Regions from separate parts of the Homo sapiens genome. Here region 2 is linked to region 1. Evidence: read pairs that join two places in POLR2A ChIA-PET (ENCODE). Cell type or tissue: CD4-positive, alpha-beta T cell. All regions are shown on one strand. Links, peaks and the distances in the headings refer to the core of each region. The heading gives the core; the rest is flanking DNA.

Region 1 (7,776 bases), core at 1,913-6,912:
ACACCCCAAACTACCGAGTCAAGAGGGGATGTCTCAGAAATCTGAATAATTTACAAGTCTGGGAATCACTGCAATAAAGAATTAAAAGGTCATGCACTGGAGTCACACTGATGCTGGAGCACCAGTGAGGAGACTCAGGAACTGCAGCTGCTGAGGGTCCTAACCCCTGTCTAGCTCTGCAAAGCCACATGAGTCTTAGTCTTGAAAGAACCGGGCCTCCCTCCTTGACAAGCTGACATGTGTTCCTTTCAACCACAGAAGCCAGTGGTAGGTATAAAATATGTCCATGGCTGGGCAAGGTAGTTGATGCCTGTAATCCCGGCACTTTGGGAGGCAGAGGCAGGAAGATTGCTTGAGCTTGGGAGTTCAATACCAGCCTGGGAAACATAGCAAAACAAAAAATACAAAAATTAGCCAGGCGTGGTAGTGCACACTTATAGTCTCAGCTACTTGGGAGGCTGAGGCAGAGGCAGGAGGATCGCTTGAGCCCAGCAGGCTGAGGCTGCAGTGAGTCATGATCATGCCACTGCACTCCAGCCCGGGTGACAGAAAAAAAAAAAAATTAGCCCAGCATGGTGGCAAGTGCCTGTAGTCCCAGCTACCCTGGGAGGCTGAGGTAGGAGGATTACATGAGCCCAAAAGTTCGAGGCTGCAGTGAGCTATGATTGTGTCACTGCACTCCAGCGTGGGGAACAGAGTGAGACTCTGTCTCAAAAAATAAATAAAATAAAATATGTCCAAAAATATGTTGACACCCCTGCCTTCAAAAGCTGAAACCTAATTTCTTCCCCTTAAACATAGGTCAAACTTACTGACTTGCTTCTAACGAATAGAATGTGGCGGAAGTGATGACATGTGTCTTCTGAGGCTAGATAGAGAAGACATCTCCCTGCTGCCTTGCTCTGTCTTGGCTCTCTTACTGTGGCATGCCAGCGGCATGCAGTGAAGACGCTTCAGCAGGCTGCAGAGAGGTCTGCAGGGAGAGGAACCAAGGCCTCCCACCAACAGCCAGCACCAGTGTGCCAGCTGTGTGAGTCCACCATCTTGGAAGCATTTTCCAGCCCCAGTCAAGCCTCCAGATGGCTGCAGCCCCAGCCAGCATATGACTGTAACTTCATGAAAGACCATAAGCCAGAGCCACCCAGCCAAACCACTCCCAAATTTCTGTTCTGGTGTGAGATAATAAAACACTATTGTTTGAGCTGCTAAATTTTGAGATAATTTGTTACACAGCCATAGATAACCAAGACAGAGCCTGACCCTGTGAGGCCTCCAGGAAACTTACGTGATATATTCCTCACAGATCTTGCGGAAGTGATCGCGCTCCGGGTCACAGCGCAGGTCATCATAGAGCTTGTTGATGAGGATAGAGGCCAGCATGCGGGTGTTGTCAGTCAGGGGCAGGCAGGATGGCAGATCTGGAACCTGCCCCACAACCTTCAGGATCTTCCTCAGACCTGCAGGGTAGACAGTGGCAAGCCTAAGATTCCTGCTGGGCTCCATCCTCACACACACCCCTCACTCAGTGACTTGTTATCATCAGCTTCTCTCCAGCCCTGTCTGTAGAAAACATGTGGTTCATCCAGAATGAAAGGGCCTAGAATGGGGTCAAAGGACCCAGGTTATACACCTGACACTGCCCCCAGCTTGACCAATTCACCTCCCTCTAGGGGCCTCTATTTTCATGTGTACAAAATCAGGACTAGTCGATCTCAGAGGACTCTACCAGTGCTGACATTCCATGGGCTGATGTATAGTCTTCTCCAAATACTATTTCATATTCCCTTCCTCAAGCCTCAGCTTCTTCATTTGTAAAATGGGAATAATACTACCTACCTCATAAAGTTTGAGGGCTCAATGAGATAATGTATGGAAACTCTACTATCAATCCAGACACACTACTATGACTCAATAAATGTTTATTATTGAGTGTGTATTTATTAAGTATTTATTTAGTAAATGCCATATTTACATTTATGATGATGATGATGATGTCTTCTCATCTCTTCTGTTGAAAAATCTTCAATGGCTTCCTATTACCGTTGGGCAAATTCAACAGTCATGTCTTTGTTAAATAAATGAGCACCTTTGGGGTACTGGCTACCAAAATAACAGATACAACCCTGACCTCCAAAAGCTCACAATACAATAGGGAAAACTGACATATGAAGATTGCAATGAGATGTGATAAGTATAGAAGGGTAACACTGAAGATGAGGTGATTCACTTCAACAAAATAAGATCTGCAATTTATTCTGAGCACTTACTACGTGCCAAGAGCTTTATACACATTCACTTCATCTAATCCTAACAATAACCCTGCTGGTTAGGAATCATTATTTCCATCTTTCAGAGGAGAAAAACAAGACTTAGAGAAGTCAAGTAAGTTGCCCAGGACAAGTCAAGTAAGTTGCCCAGTGACATAGCAAGGACACGCTCCCAATCCCGTCTGATTTCAAAGCCTGTGATGTTAGCTGTTATACTATGTTGCCTCTGGGGCAACAGAGAGATGGATTTCGGAGCCAGGTTTTAGAGGTGGCTTGGAGCTGGTCAGACCTTGTGTAGTACAGGGAAGTGGGAGAAAGAACATTCCAGGTAAAAGCTGGGAGGCATGAAACTCTAGATGTTAGGAGGGAATTAAAAGTGCCTGGAACCAGCCTGGCCAACATGGCAAAACCCCGCCTCTACTAAAAATACAAAAAAATTAGCTGGGCATGGTGGCGGGCACCTGTAATCCCAGCTGCTTGGGAGACTGAGGCAGGAGAACTCAGGAGGTACAGGTTTCAGTGAGCCAAGATCACGCCATTGCACTCCAGCCAGGGCTACAAGGGCAAAACTCTGTCTCAAAAAAAAAAAGTGCCTGGAAGTGGCTTGGTGGCTCATGCCTGTAATTCCAGCACTTTGGTTAGGCCGAGGTGGGAGGACCACTTGAGCCCAGGAGTTTGAGACCAGCCCGGGCAACAGACCCATCTTCCCATATGAAAGAAAAAGAAAAAGAAAGCGCCTGGCAGTAAATTTTGTGCTATGTACATTTTACCACTTAAAGGAAAACTTCTGTTTCCTCCCTAAACTACTCCTACTCTCAGAGCTTACTTCTGACACTGGATGGGTGTCCTACAATTCAACGCTGACACTAACCACTTGGGGTTAGCACAGACTCCACAGGTTAAGGGCTCAATCCCACAAGACTACCCTCCTTCGGATGCCAGCCTCAAGTCCAAGTTGCCACCTGTGCTTCTGACTGGCCAACTATAAATCAGAGATTCCCATGACCCTCTCCCTCAGGTTTGATAATTTGCTAGAATGGCTCACAGAACTCAGAAAACCAGTTTAGTTACTAGATTACCAATTTATTATTTAAACAACAACAACAACAAAAACAGAAACTCAGGAACAGCCAGATGGAAGAGATGCAGAGGGCAAGGTATTGGCAAGGGGCGTGGCACTTCCATGCCCTCTCCAGGTAGCCATCCCTCCAGCACCTCCATGTGTTCACCAAATTGGGAGCACTTTAAGCCCCTTTGGCTAGGGATTTTTTTTAAATAGAGGCTTCATTATGTAGGCACGGTTGATTAAATCATTAGTTATTAGTGATGAATCCCACCTCCAGCCCCTCTCCCCTTCCTGGAGGTAAGGGGTGGGGGGCCGAAAGTTCCAATCCTGTAATTGCATGGTTGTTTCCCCTGGCAACCAGCCCCCATTCTGACATTCTGAGGTTATCTAGGGGATCCCAGCCACCAGTTATTACATGAGCATACAAAAAGATACTTATCACTTCAGAGGTTAGCTGTGTGCCAGGAAACAGCAGCAGAGACCAAATATGTGTATTTCTTATTATGCAACAAGCATGCATTTAAAAAGTGCTCAGTAGGGCTGGGGAGTAACAGGAAGTGCCTGATGAGCCAACACAGACTCCCCAGCCTGGGTCCTAAAAGCATCCCTCAAATGCCCCTCTCCAATCTCATCTCCCGGTCTCCCCTTCCATTCTTGCCCATGCCTTGAGCATCTCATTTCTCTTCTGTTCAAACACTCTAGACCTTCCTCCTGTCTATCTTTGCCCCTTCTCTCACCCAAAAGCTCACTTCGGGTTTGACATCCTGACAGCTCCCTTACCGTGCCTCCCAGCCCAGTTTGCACAACACATAACACCTCAACATTGCAGCTTTGTATTCGAATATCTGAATTTTTAAATCCACATTATTTTTACCCAAGTGCTGTCCATGTTGGTGCCCTTTACAAAAAGAACAGAATAAAAAATACTGCTCTCTACCTGTCCCATCCCATAACACGTGGATGAGCCTAGATCCTGGTGCTGAGAGAGAAGATCTGTTGTTAACGCTCACGTTTCATGACATATGTGGAGAAGACCAGAATGAGGCAGGGAGGAAGTGGGGTTTGGGCATTTAGCAGTAGGGTAATGTGTTAAAGTCTAAGCACTTGCACATGCACTTTGCTGAGGTCTATAAAAACCAAACAAGGGAAGTGCAATATCAAAAGACATTCTTTAAGCTGGGAAGAGCTGATCTGAATCTTTTAGAACAAGGTATAGTCTGTGTGTCATAAAACCTACGGAAGAATTTACCATAGCAGATCATGAAACCACAGGTATGATTCCTTAACAATCAAAGAAGTTGATTGAGGAGAGGGGTAACACCTCGGAGCTGACAAATTGAGTGACTGTCTGCTAGAACACATGAAAGGAAAATAAAATCTTGGCCCGGTGCCATGGCTCGCGCCTGTAATTCCAGCACTTTGGGAGGCCGAGGTGGGAGGATCACTTGAATCCAGGAGTTTGAGACCAGCCTGGGCAACATAGTGAAACCACATCTCTACAAAAGAAAAACATTAGCCCGGCATGATGGTTCGTGCCTGTGGTCCCAGCTACTCGGGAGGCTGAGGGGTAGGAAGATCACTGTAGCCCAGGAGTTTGAGGTTGCAGTGACTATGATCACGCCACTGCACTCTGGCATGAGCAGCAGAGTGAGACTCTGTCTCTAAAAAGAAATAAATAGATAGATACACAAAAATGAAATCTTGGGACCCCCAACTCCCTAAACCAAAGGAAAAAAATTAAGCTGAAAGCTGAATCATGGCAAGAAACTGCCTTTCCTTTTATTCCTAAGCAGATAGCTACAGATAAAAGGTTAAATATCTCCAAAGGTTTAATAAATTACTCTAGGGCTTAAATATGTCCATTCTATGTTCACCTTATCTTATGTAAAGTGATCATTTACTGAGCAGGAGACAAATATGTAATTGACTATTTGACTATTCCCCTACCTCCTCCTTTCTCTTCCAACATGTGCATTCATGTAATGTGACCACACCCTCCCTCTTTCCCCTCCAGGCTGTCTTTCCCCTTGAAATATTGAAGCCCTTAAAATCATCTTTGGAGAAAGGCTCAGACCACAGACTGTTTCTGTGATTCTGTGTTTCCTCTCTGCGGGGCATGTCCGTAATCTTGGCAAAATAAACTTCTAAATTGATTGAGACCTGTCTCAGATACTTTTGGGTTTACAAACATTCTCACTGTGCTTTATATAAACTATACTTGATGCAATTTCCTCCCTTTTGAAAGGCCTGTGAAGTATTTTACCAACCATGAGACTTCTGGAATTTTATCCTGTGGTTGGTGGAGTCCTTGTCCCCATTTGCTAGGTTGCTTCACCCACATGTTTTGGGGATGTGTTTGGGCACTTCCTGGGCATGTTCAGGCTCTGAATTCAGAGCCTTGACCTGCACCTTCACAGGCCCACTGGTGGATCCTGATGGGCCAATGCCTTTTCTCATCTTTTCAGTTAGAACTGAAGACCCCTTCAAGAGCCTCACATCTTCCATTTTCTGTTCAGTGCCCTGGTGCCCACTTAAAAGGCTTGAGCAAGCCCCAAACCTTCCCCTCTTCTCACCATTATCCACCACATAGATGGTACGTGAGTTGTCATGAATGGCAAGGTCCTTCCTGGGAACATTCTTATTGAGCAGGTTCAGCGCCTGATCCCTGCCCTGGCCAGACACCTTCTTGCTGACTAGCATGTCCAGCAGGTGGCTGGTGATCTGCTTCAGGTCCTTCTTGGTGTCTGAAGAAAAAGAGGACGGGGTAAGTAGAGAGGGGTAGGAAATCTCACATATATATGACCAAGAAGAGCAGCAGCTTCTAGACTCTGGAAGTACTGAATCCACTACTTCCTGAATATGTGAATTCCCAGGGGAGTATAGTGTTGCCCATCTCACCTGGAAAAAGGGAGAGAAATCCCTAGACAACACCCCCAAGTGGTCCTCCAGCCACCCTGAACCCTGACTTCTACAACAGCTCATTCCATCCTTGAGCAGTTCAGATTCTTAGAAAGTTCTTCACTCCTACCAGTGACTGGCAGAGATCCAGGGATGCTTTATGTGGTTTCTAATAAACTGATTTAATAAAATGCTTTCCAGAAGGGGAATTTGTACTTTTTAGGGACATTTCACTCCCCACAGATTCAGGCATGCTGGGAGCCTGAATTCAAGCTTTTGCCTGTGACGCCGGGACTTCCTGCCCACTGGTAGATCTTAAAAGGCAAATGCCTTTTTTTCTGATTTTGCCCTCCAAGATACTTAGAGATTTTTGTTCTCATTCTAGGATGGAGCCCAAAGGCAGGCAAACCAAAAAGTAAAGCTCTCCAAACCATGTCAGATAAATAACTGATGAAGGAATACAGCTCCATCGCCTAAAGAAGGAAAGATGTAAGCAGATGTGACAGTTCGTCTTCAGACAGAGGCATGTCATGAGAGTGAGATAACAGACTCCTTCTGTGAGGCTCCAGAGGGCAGACTTTGGACCAGAGGCAGATGGAAGCTACAAGGGGATAGAGTGGAAATCAATATGTGGAAGAATTTTGTAGCAGAGATGTTCAACCCAAGGAAGTCATGGAAGATTGTGAATTGGTGTCTCCCTGGGAAACACGACACTCATTATAAATGCTCTTGGGTAATCTCCTCCAACACTGGCCCTGGGCTGCTTATGTGACCTGTGGCACAACCAGAGGCTTACATGGCACTTGCACATTGGGGCTTGTCCATTTAGAATCCAGCCACCATGTTCTATAGAAACCCAAGCTGGCCACTAGCAAGGCCACAAGATCAACAAGGTCACAAGGCCACAAGGTCAACATTTCCAGTTGACTGCCAGCCACACAAGCAGGGCCATCTTGGATCTTCCAAAAATTCTAGCTCAGAAAAGGAAAGTGACTAGCTGACCATTATAATAATAGTAAGTCAGAGTCACATCAAGAATCCAGGACTTCAGGGCTGGGCGCAGTGGCCTGTAATCCCAATATTTTGGGAGGCCACAGCAGGAGGATCACTTGAGGCCAGGGGTTTGAGACCAGCCTGGGCAAGAAAGTGAGACCCTGTCCCTATGAAAAATTTAAAAATTAGCCAGGCATGGTGGCACGAGCCTGTAGTCCTAGTAACTCCAGAAGCTGAGGTGGAAGGATTGAGCCCAGAAGTTTGAGGCTGCAGTGAGCTGTGATTGCATTACTACAGTCCAGCCTGAATGATAGACAAGACTCTGTCTCAAAGCAAACAAACAACAAAAAAAAACTCTTATAGACAAATAAGAACAACATTAAGAAATAGGTAACAACATGAACAAACCATCCAAAGACAAAGGAATCCAAATGGCTAATAAAGATACAGAAAAATGATCAATCTGATGAATAATTTAGTTTGAATCTAACACGATAATTTTGAATCTACTGGATAGGCAAATATCTTTAAGAAGGATAGCATTCAGATCTG
Region 2 (7,776 bases), core at 1,522-6,521, 420 kb before region 1:
CATATAGCATGGACTATGGAACTATTTCCTGTAATTGTGATTATTTTAATAAATTGCACTGAGCTGCTCAAGCCAGAAACCTAGGGGTCATTCCTGATTTCCCTTTCCTTCAACTGCCACATCCAATCCATCTCCAGTTGTCAATTCTACCTTTAAAATCTCAAAGCCGTAGCTGGGCGCTGTGGCTCACACCTGTAATCCCAGCACTTTGGGAGGCCAAGGCAGGTGGATCACAAAGTCAGGAGTTCGTGACCAGCCTGGCCAAGATGATGAAACCCCGTCTCTACTAAAATTAGCCAGGCGTTGTGGTGGGCGCCTGTAATCTCAGCTACTCGGGAGGCTGAGGTACAGAACTGCTTGAACCCGGGAGGCAGAGGTTGCAGTGAGCCGAGATTGCGCCACTGCACTCCATCCTGGGCAACAGAGCAAGACTGTCTCAAAAAAAAAAAAAAAAAAAAAAAAAACAACAACTCCAAGCCATCCAACTCCCTCTATTCAATCTCATAAATCCACCATCACCTTTTGCCTAGACTATTAGAAGGCTATAAGTCTTCTCTCTACCATTCTCCACGTAGTGGCCAGGTTGTTTAACTTTTTTGGATGTATAACATACATTTAAAAATGTGCATATCTGGCCTGATGTGGTGGCTCACACCCGTAATCCCAGCACTTTGGGAGGCTGAGGCAGGGGGATCACTTGAGGCCAGGAGTTTGAGACCAGCCTGGCCAACATGGCAAAACCCTGTCTCTACTAAAAATACAAAAATTAGCCGGGTGTGGTGGCACATGCATGTAGTCCCAGCTACTCCGGGGGGTCTGAGGTGGGAGAATCACTTGAACCCGGGAGGTGGAGGTTGCAGTGAGCCGAGACTGTGCCACTGCACTCCAGCCTGGGCTACAGAGCCAGACTCTATCTCAAGAAAACAAAAACAAAAACAAAAATGTGCATATATCATAAATGTAAAGCTTGATATAAATACTGCATACCCACAAAACCATCAGAGACATCTTTAAAAAAATATAAACCTGGCCAGGCACGGTGGCTCACGCCTGTAATCCTAGCACTTTGGGAGGCCAAGGTGGGCAGATCACAAGGCCAGGAGTTCAAGACCAGCCTGGCCAACATGGTGAAACCCCATCTCTACTAAAAATACAAAAATTAGCCGGGCATGTTGGCGGGCGCCTGTAATCCCAGCTACTTGGGAGGCCGTGGCAGGAGAATCGCTTGAACACAGGAGGCGGCGGTTGCAGTGAGTCATCATGCCATTGCACTCCAGCCTGGGCAACAAGAGTAAAACTCTGTTTCAAAAAAAAAAAAATATATATATATATATTTTTTAATATATGTATATATACACAAATATATATACAAATATATAATATATACAAATATATAAATATATATTATATATTTATATATTTTATTTATTATATATTATATATATTTGTATATATTATATATTTGTATATATATTTTTATATATATTTGTATATATATTTTATATATATTTGTATATATATTATATATATTTGTATATATTATATATATATTTGTATATATATATATATATATATATATATATATATATATATATATTTGTTTATATATATACCTGATCACACATCTCTGGTGTGTGAATCCTTCATTGGCTTCCCATTGCACTTGGGCTAAAATCCAGGGTTGTTCCCATGGCCTGTGAGTCCCTGCATGGTTTGGCCTGTCTACCTCTCTAACATCATTTTGTGCTTTTCAGTTACTGCTCATTTCCTCATCATTTCACCTTTTGCCAGTTATAATAGCCCTCAAACACACCAAGCTCTTTCCCACCTTAGGGTCTTCACAATACTCTTCCTTCTGCCTAATATTCTTTTCCCCAACTCCTCATATGGCTGGCTCCTCATAATTTAGGCCTTTGTTATGTCCTCAGAAGGGCATTCCGATTATCACGTCTAAAAGATTTGGGCCTCCCAGACCTCTTATTCGAGTTGCAAATTTCTGTTTTCTTTTTTTTTTTGAGACAGAGTCTCACTCTGTCCCCCAGGCTGGAGTGCAGTGGTGTGACCTCGGCTCACTGCAACCTCCACCTCCCGGGTTCAAGTGATTCTCCTGCCTCAGCCTCCAGAGTAGCTGGGATAACAGACATCCACCACCATGCACCATCATTCCAAGCTAATTTTTGTATTTTTAGTAGAGATGGGTTTTCACCATGTCGGCTGGGCCGGTCTCAAACTCCTGACTTCGTGATCCACCCGTCTCAGCCTCCCAAAGTGCTGGGATTACAGGTATGAGCCACCATACCAGGCCCTACCTTTCCTTTTTCTTTTCTTTTTTCTGGAGATGGAGTCTCGCTCAGTTACCCAGGCTGGAGTGCAATGGTGCAATCTCGGCTCACCACAACCTCCGCTTCCAGGGTTCAAGCGATTCTCCTGCCTCAGCCTCCCGAGTAGCTGGGATTACAGGTATGTGCCACCACACCCAGCTAATTTTTTGTATTTCTAGTACAGACTGGGTTTCTCCATGTTGGTCAGGCTGGTCATGACCTCTTGACCTCAGGTGATCCACCCGCCTCGGCCTCCCAAAGTGCTGGGATTATAGGCGTTCTTATGCCATACGTTTAGTTAACTTTTGGAGTACTTCCATGGGACTATCAATCAAGACATCCTGCCTTCCCCTGGCTAAGAGTGAAAGACAGGGTGGAGAGGGAACTTGAACCAAGAGAGGTCAGTCAAAATTTGTATCACGAGCAGAGTCACAAACAGAAATTGGTGGAAGCTCGTTCACTGCAACAACGTTGCCTGGATAAGAACTTCTAATTCCTGTTAGGCAGTCCCAATAGTATTGTTAAGTTCCTGTTCTTTCAGGGCTGGCTTTACTTATTTTGTGAGCTACTCCATACACTTCTAATAAATTCCGTTTTAGTTTAAATTAGCCTGTTTGTTTCTGTTGCTTGTAACCAAAGATCCCTAAGTGACAAAAATGTTTAATTTCCTGCTTGATTTAGTTGATGCTACCTCTCAACTTTGTATTTTTGCTATTCACTTAAGAAAAGCTTGTACATAACAGTTACTATTAAACAAGCACCTAATATGTATCCAGGTGCTTCATATGGATAAACTATGTCTAGTCTTAAAACTCTGTAAGGTAAAAATCATATATCAATATAATGTCTTTTGGTAGAGTAAAAAACACTTTTTATAACTATAATTAAGGACAATTTGTAAGGTTTTCTCTCCTATTGGAATAACTAAATCCAAACCTTGTTTTTGAGGGTTCTCATTATGCAAACCAATTATTTTTATAACATAAGGGCCTCTAGGGCAGTAAACAATACCTTCTATTCCCAGCTATTTAGCCCAGAGGTGGCACTTCCCAGAGGAAGGGAGGAGAGGTGGAACTCTCATCCAAATTCAATAAGGCTGTGTCAGCCAACTTCAGCGAGACAAAGCTGTACATAACATAAAAGCACTTTACAAACCTTAAGGTAAATCACATTCATTTTGGTATAAAAACGGCATGAAAGGAAACTTTCTGTCAAGTGTCCCCAGTGCATGCTAGTTACAATTCATAAAGCTCCCTCTGCGTTAGTACTGTATTCATATCGCTGGTGGTGACATATACAACTGTGTTCAAGGATGGAGACCATTTTCATCCAGTATAGCAAGTGCATGCAGTTATGCTTGAATATAGCCAAAACCTGGAAGACGTTAAACTACCAGCTTGGATGAAAATTAACCGTCTCAAGTACTGAGGAACAAGCATGAACCTTTCTCAATCCAATCATCTTTCCTTATAATTGGCGGCAATAAATCTAAGGCTCCTATCTCCTGCTATGTCGCTTTAAATCATTTCTGGAAGGCTAAGACATATAAATTAACCACCATCCCTGCCGCACGCGTACAGCAAAGTCCTTTCCACCTCCAGATTCCCTTCCTCCCACCGCCCCTAGCTTCATCGCCTGCAGGAACACAGGGCTCAGCAACGGGCCCGAGCTCTGGCTCCCGGCGCCAGACGTCTGCGCGGTGCCCCAAACAGCTTGTCAAAAAGACCTCGCAGAGAGAGGTTCAGAGCTGTAGCTTTCCAGCGAGGCTACCATGCAGACCCAGCTACGAAAAGTAAACCAAACTAGCCAAAACCAGCCCACAAGGGCCCTCTTCTGTTTCAGCGGGGCGGGAGCGGAAGCTCAGGTGGGTCATAGAGTTCTCTAGTTCTGGTTTCCGGACCGCATTCGGAACTAGAGCGCCTCTCTTCCGCCAGGCATCCCAGAGGTCCTGGTGGTTTCATTTCCGGGTGCGGCTTCTGTCATAAAGCGGAGACCTCCCTTCAAACGTGGCGTCGTGGGTTGTTTGCGCCTCGCCTGGGGTCAGCGAGCAAGGACGGGCGCGGGCGGGGATACTCAAAGCCAACAGCTGGAGTCAGCCCTTGTGTCCCGGGCTCACAGTGGCACGACTGAATCCTCAGAGTCGGCTGGCTTTTGAGCTCTCACGATTGGGGAGGAGGGGGCGTTTCTGGTTCGCAGCTCCAGAGGATTGCGTTCCTTCCCCCATACCTGTCCCCCACAGTCACGCTCTGCCCTGACGTGCAGCATTTGACAAGTTACCCCCTCGCCACATACTACTTCCACCCACGTCCGAGTTAACTTTGTTCTTAACCTTCTTGAGACTACCCTCGGCCTCCAGGTCTTTTTTTCCCAGTTCATTTTTGCCCATAAGATTGAGTTTCGAGTTTCAGATATCATGCAGAAAGTTTACCTTTAAGACTGAGCACCCATCTGATACTCTTCCTCCCGAAAAAGTTCATGCTCACGAGAGAGTTTGTGGGAAAAGTGAAAGCCAGTACACGCAGGAAACTATGGCTGAGCACGGGGCTCACTTCACAGCTGCTTCTGTGGCCGATGACCAGCCATCCATCTTTGAGGTGGTAGCACAGGACAGTTTAATGACAGCAGTGAGACCCGCTCTTCAGCATGTGGTCAAGGTAAGGTATTAATTCTTGGAAAGGTTTTAGGGACAACTGGGTAAAAAACAAACGAATAATTTGTGCTTATTTGGTAGCCTAGCGTTTGAAATAGCCAATTTGCAAATAACTTGTATCCCATGACTTAAGAGTTACTGAGTCTCTGTTATGTGTAGAGACCTGTACTGAATACCCAGCATTTCAGGGTCCAACAGTGACTTATTTAAAACAAATTGTGTAGACTTTAGAGGAAAAGGGGGAATGTAAATAGGTGTAGAACTTGTGTAATGGAATGAATTTCACTTATTGCTTTATTTTGCTTTAGGTTCTTGCAGAATCAAATCCCACCCACTATGGCTTCTTGTGGAGGTGGTTTGATGAAATCTTTACTCTGCTAGATCTTCTGCTCCAGCAACATTATCTGTCTAGAACCAGTGCCTCATTTTCTGAAAACTTTTACGGCTTAAAGAGAATTGTAATGGGGGACACTCACAAGTCTCAGAGATTGGCTAGTGCTGGTCTCCCAAAGCAGCAGCTTTGGAAATCTATTATGTTCCTGGTTCTTCTTCCCTATCTGAAAGTGAAGCTGGAGAAGCTGGTTTCTAGCCTGAGAGAAGAGGATGAATATTCTATTCATCCCCCTTCTTCCCGCTGGAAACGATTTTACAGAGCTTTCCTGGCAGCCTACCCATTTGTGAACATGGCCTGGGAAGGATGGTTTCTTGTACAACAACTTCGATACATCCTAGGAAAAGCTCAGCATCACTCACCACTGCTGAGGCTGGCTGGAGTTCAGCTAGGTCGACTGACAGTTCAGGATATACAAGCTCTGGAGCACAAACCAGCTAAGGCCAGCATGATGCAGCAACCAGCCAGGAGGTAAGGCCTTAACATTTCCAAAAGATCTTTAGTTAGTAAATTCGAAAATCGTATCCCAGTTTTGTAAAATTCACCTCCCTGTTAACTTTGTGGCATTTCATAGAGTCATAGAAAAGCTATTCCTTGTGTCCATAAAACAAGGACTGTCATCCTGGTAACCTTCATCATTCTAGGTATACTTTAGTGCATACTTGCTATGTCCCAGGCCCTGTGCTAGGTGCTTGCTTTACGTACATTATCTCAATCCTCAACACAACCCAATGAAGTAAATGTATTAGCTCACAGTTGAGGAAACTAAACCCAAGCAGTTAAGTACCTTGCCAAAGTCACGTAGGTACATAGAAGGTGGCAGAGCTGGGATTCAAACCAAACCAATACAATTCTAAAGACTGTGCTCTGTGAGCCACTGCACCCAGCCTAAGACTGTGCTCTTAATCATGATGCTGTGCTCCTTCTAGTTCATATTTGTGTTCTCCTACAAGTTCAAATATATACATTCCTCAATACTGCTAAGTTTTTTATTAAGTGAATTGGGTTTTTTTTTTTTTTTCTGGATCACTATCTTCCACTAAAAAAAGGGAGGTCTATATAATCAAATTCTCTGATTTATCTTTCAAAACACAAAACCAAACCCTAATCATGTTACTAAAAACAAAGCTTAGCTCCTATGCTCCTAAAATATTGTAAGTTAGAATCACTTAGAATAGATCCTTAAGGAGATAGTACCAGTCTACCAACCATTCAGTCCCCCAGTGATTCTGATGAAAAATGTAAGAATTGCATTTATATTAGTCACTTTGTAATGATACCTAAATAAAGTTTCTCTCTTTGCCTCCTTGTTCTTTTCTCCCAACAGTGTTAGTGAGAAGATAAACTCAGCTCTGAAGAAAGCTGTTGGGGGTGTTGCCTTATCCCTGTCTACTGGCCTTTCTGTGGGTGTATTCTTCTTGCAGTTCCTTGACTGGTGGTACTCATCTGAAAATCAAGAAACCATCAAGTCATTGACTGCCCTGCCTACTCCACCACCACCTGTACACCTAGACTATAACTCTGATTCTCCCCTCTTACCCAAAATGAAGACTGTGTGCCCACTGTGTCGTAAAACCCGGGTGAATGATACTGTTCTTGCCACCTCTGGCTATGTGTTTTGTTACCGCTGTGTGTTTCATTATGTGAGGAGTCACCAAGCTTGTCCCATCACAGGTTATCCAACAGAAGTACAACATCTGATTAAACTCTACTCCCCTGAGAACTGAAAGGGAATCATGTCTTATCCTCACAACAAAAGTATTGCGCTGTAATGTCACAGAGCTGGTTTCAGCATGGTATTGAGTTGACACTTCTCAGCCTCAATTCATAACTATATGAACTTTAAATGATTATATGGATTTCTTTAAAAGGATATGCCCATTTGATCCTAACCTTTTAGCCTGCTCTCTAGAACCCTACTTACAGTTGACCAAGCTGCTTAAAGTAGAAGGATCAGGACTGGCAGGGGATATGAGGGCCAGTGTAGAGATTAAACAGAATAATGAGTACACAAGTTTTTGCCTATCCCTTTCCTTAAAATATAAGAAATAAAGGAGCTCTTACGAAAAACCCAGGTTAGACCGCATAAAAAATAAAGTGAACAGTGAGGTGGTAGCAAGACTTCTTTTTAGAAAAGAAAGCATTTACCTGCCTGTCTGTAAGGTGGAAATTTCATCAGTTTGCAAACGATAAGAAATGCAGACTTGCTCTTGATAGAAATGCTTAGAAACACTCTGGGGGGGAAAAAAGCTCCTTCCATATACTGTGAGACATTTGTTAAGTGACATCTATTGTTTATCAGCTTTTAAGGATAAAAAAGGTATTTTAAAAGTTGGATATTTAGGATATTTGAGGATATTCCTTTATGAGCTCTCCATATCCTTCTTGAGAAACTGGTTAAAAAAGGAATAGGG

The links. Peaks named below come from ENCODE experiments on the same cell type or tissue, not always from the same donor. Only the 100,000 strongest peaks of a DNase experiment are listed, where the experiment ranks them.
Region 2: POLR2A ChIA-PET joins it to region 1 with 15 read pairs; 7 of 35 experiments call an interaction of 5 or more read pairs at or near these places.

Annotation. Positions count from the first base shown.
Region 1 is chr17:35,157,676-35,165,451 of GRCh38, reverse strand. UNC45B (unc-45 myosin chaperone B) reads right to left here. Exons shown (of 20, transcript NM_001267052.2): 8 at 5,907-6,077; 9 at 1,286-1,457. Among named protein-coding and RNA genes, the nearest start is that of UNC45B, 14 kb to the right of the region's middle. RefSeq lists a silencer at 4,680-4,850. In CD4-positive, alpha-beta T cell, for the core only: no CTCF peak of the experiment used is centred there; DNase peaks (open chromatin) are centred at 3,821 and 4,431; H3K4me3 peaks cover 1,645 bases; H3K27ac peaks cover 3,077 bases.
Region 2 is chr17:35,575,095-35,582,870 of GRCh38, reverse strand. It overlaps PEX12 (peroxisomal biogenesis factor 12), which reads left to right and starts at 4,300. Exons shown (of 3, transcript NM_000286.3): 1 at 4,300-4,975; 2 at 5,280-5,833; 3 at 6,690-7,776. The coding sequence starts at 4,850. The coding sequence ends at 7,089. RefSeq lists an enhancer at 4,221-5,036. In CD4-positive, alpha-beta T cell, for the core only: no CTCF peak of the experiment used is centred there; DNase peaks (open chromatin) are centred at 4,230 and 4,820; H3K4me3 peaks cover 1,774 bases; H3K27ac peaks cover 2,297 bases.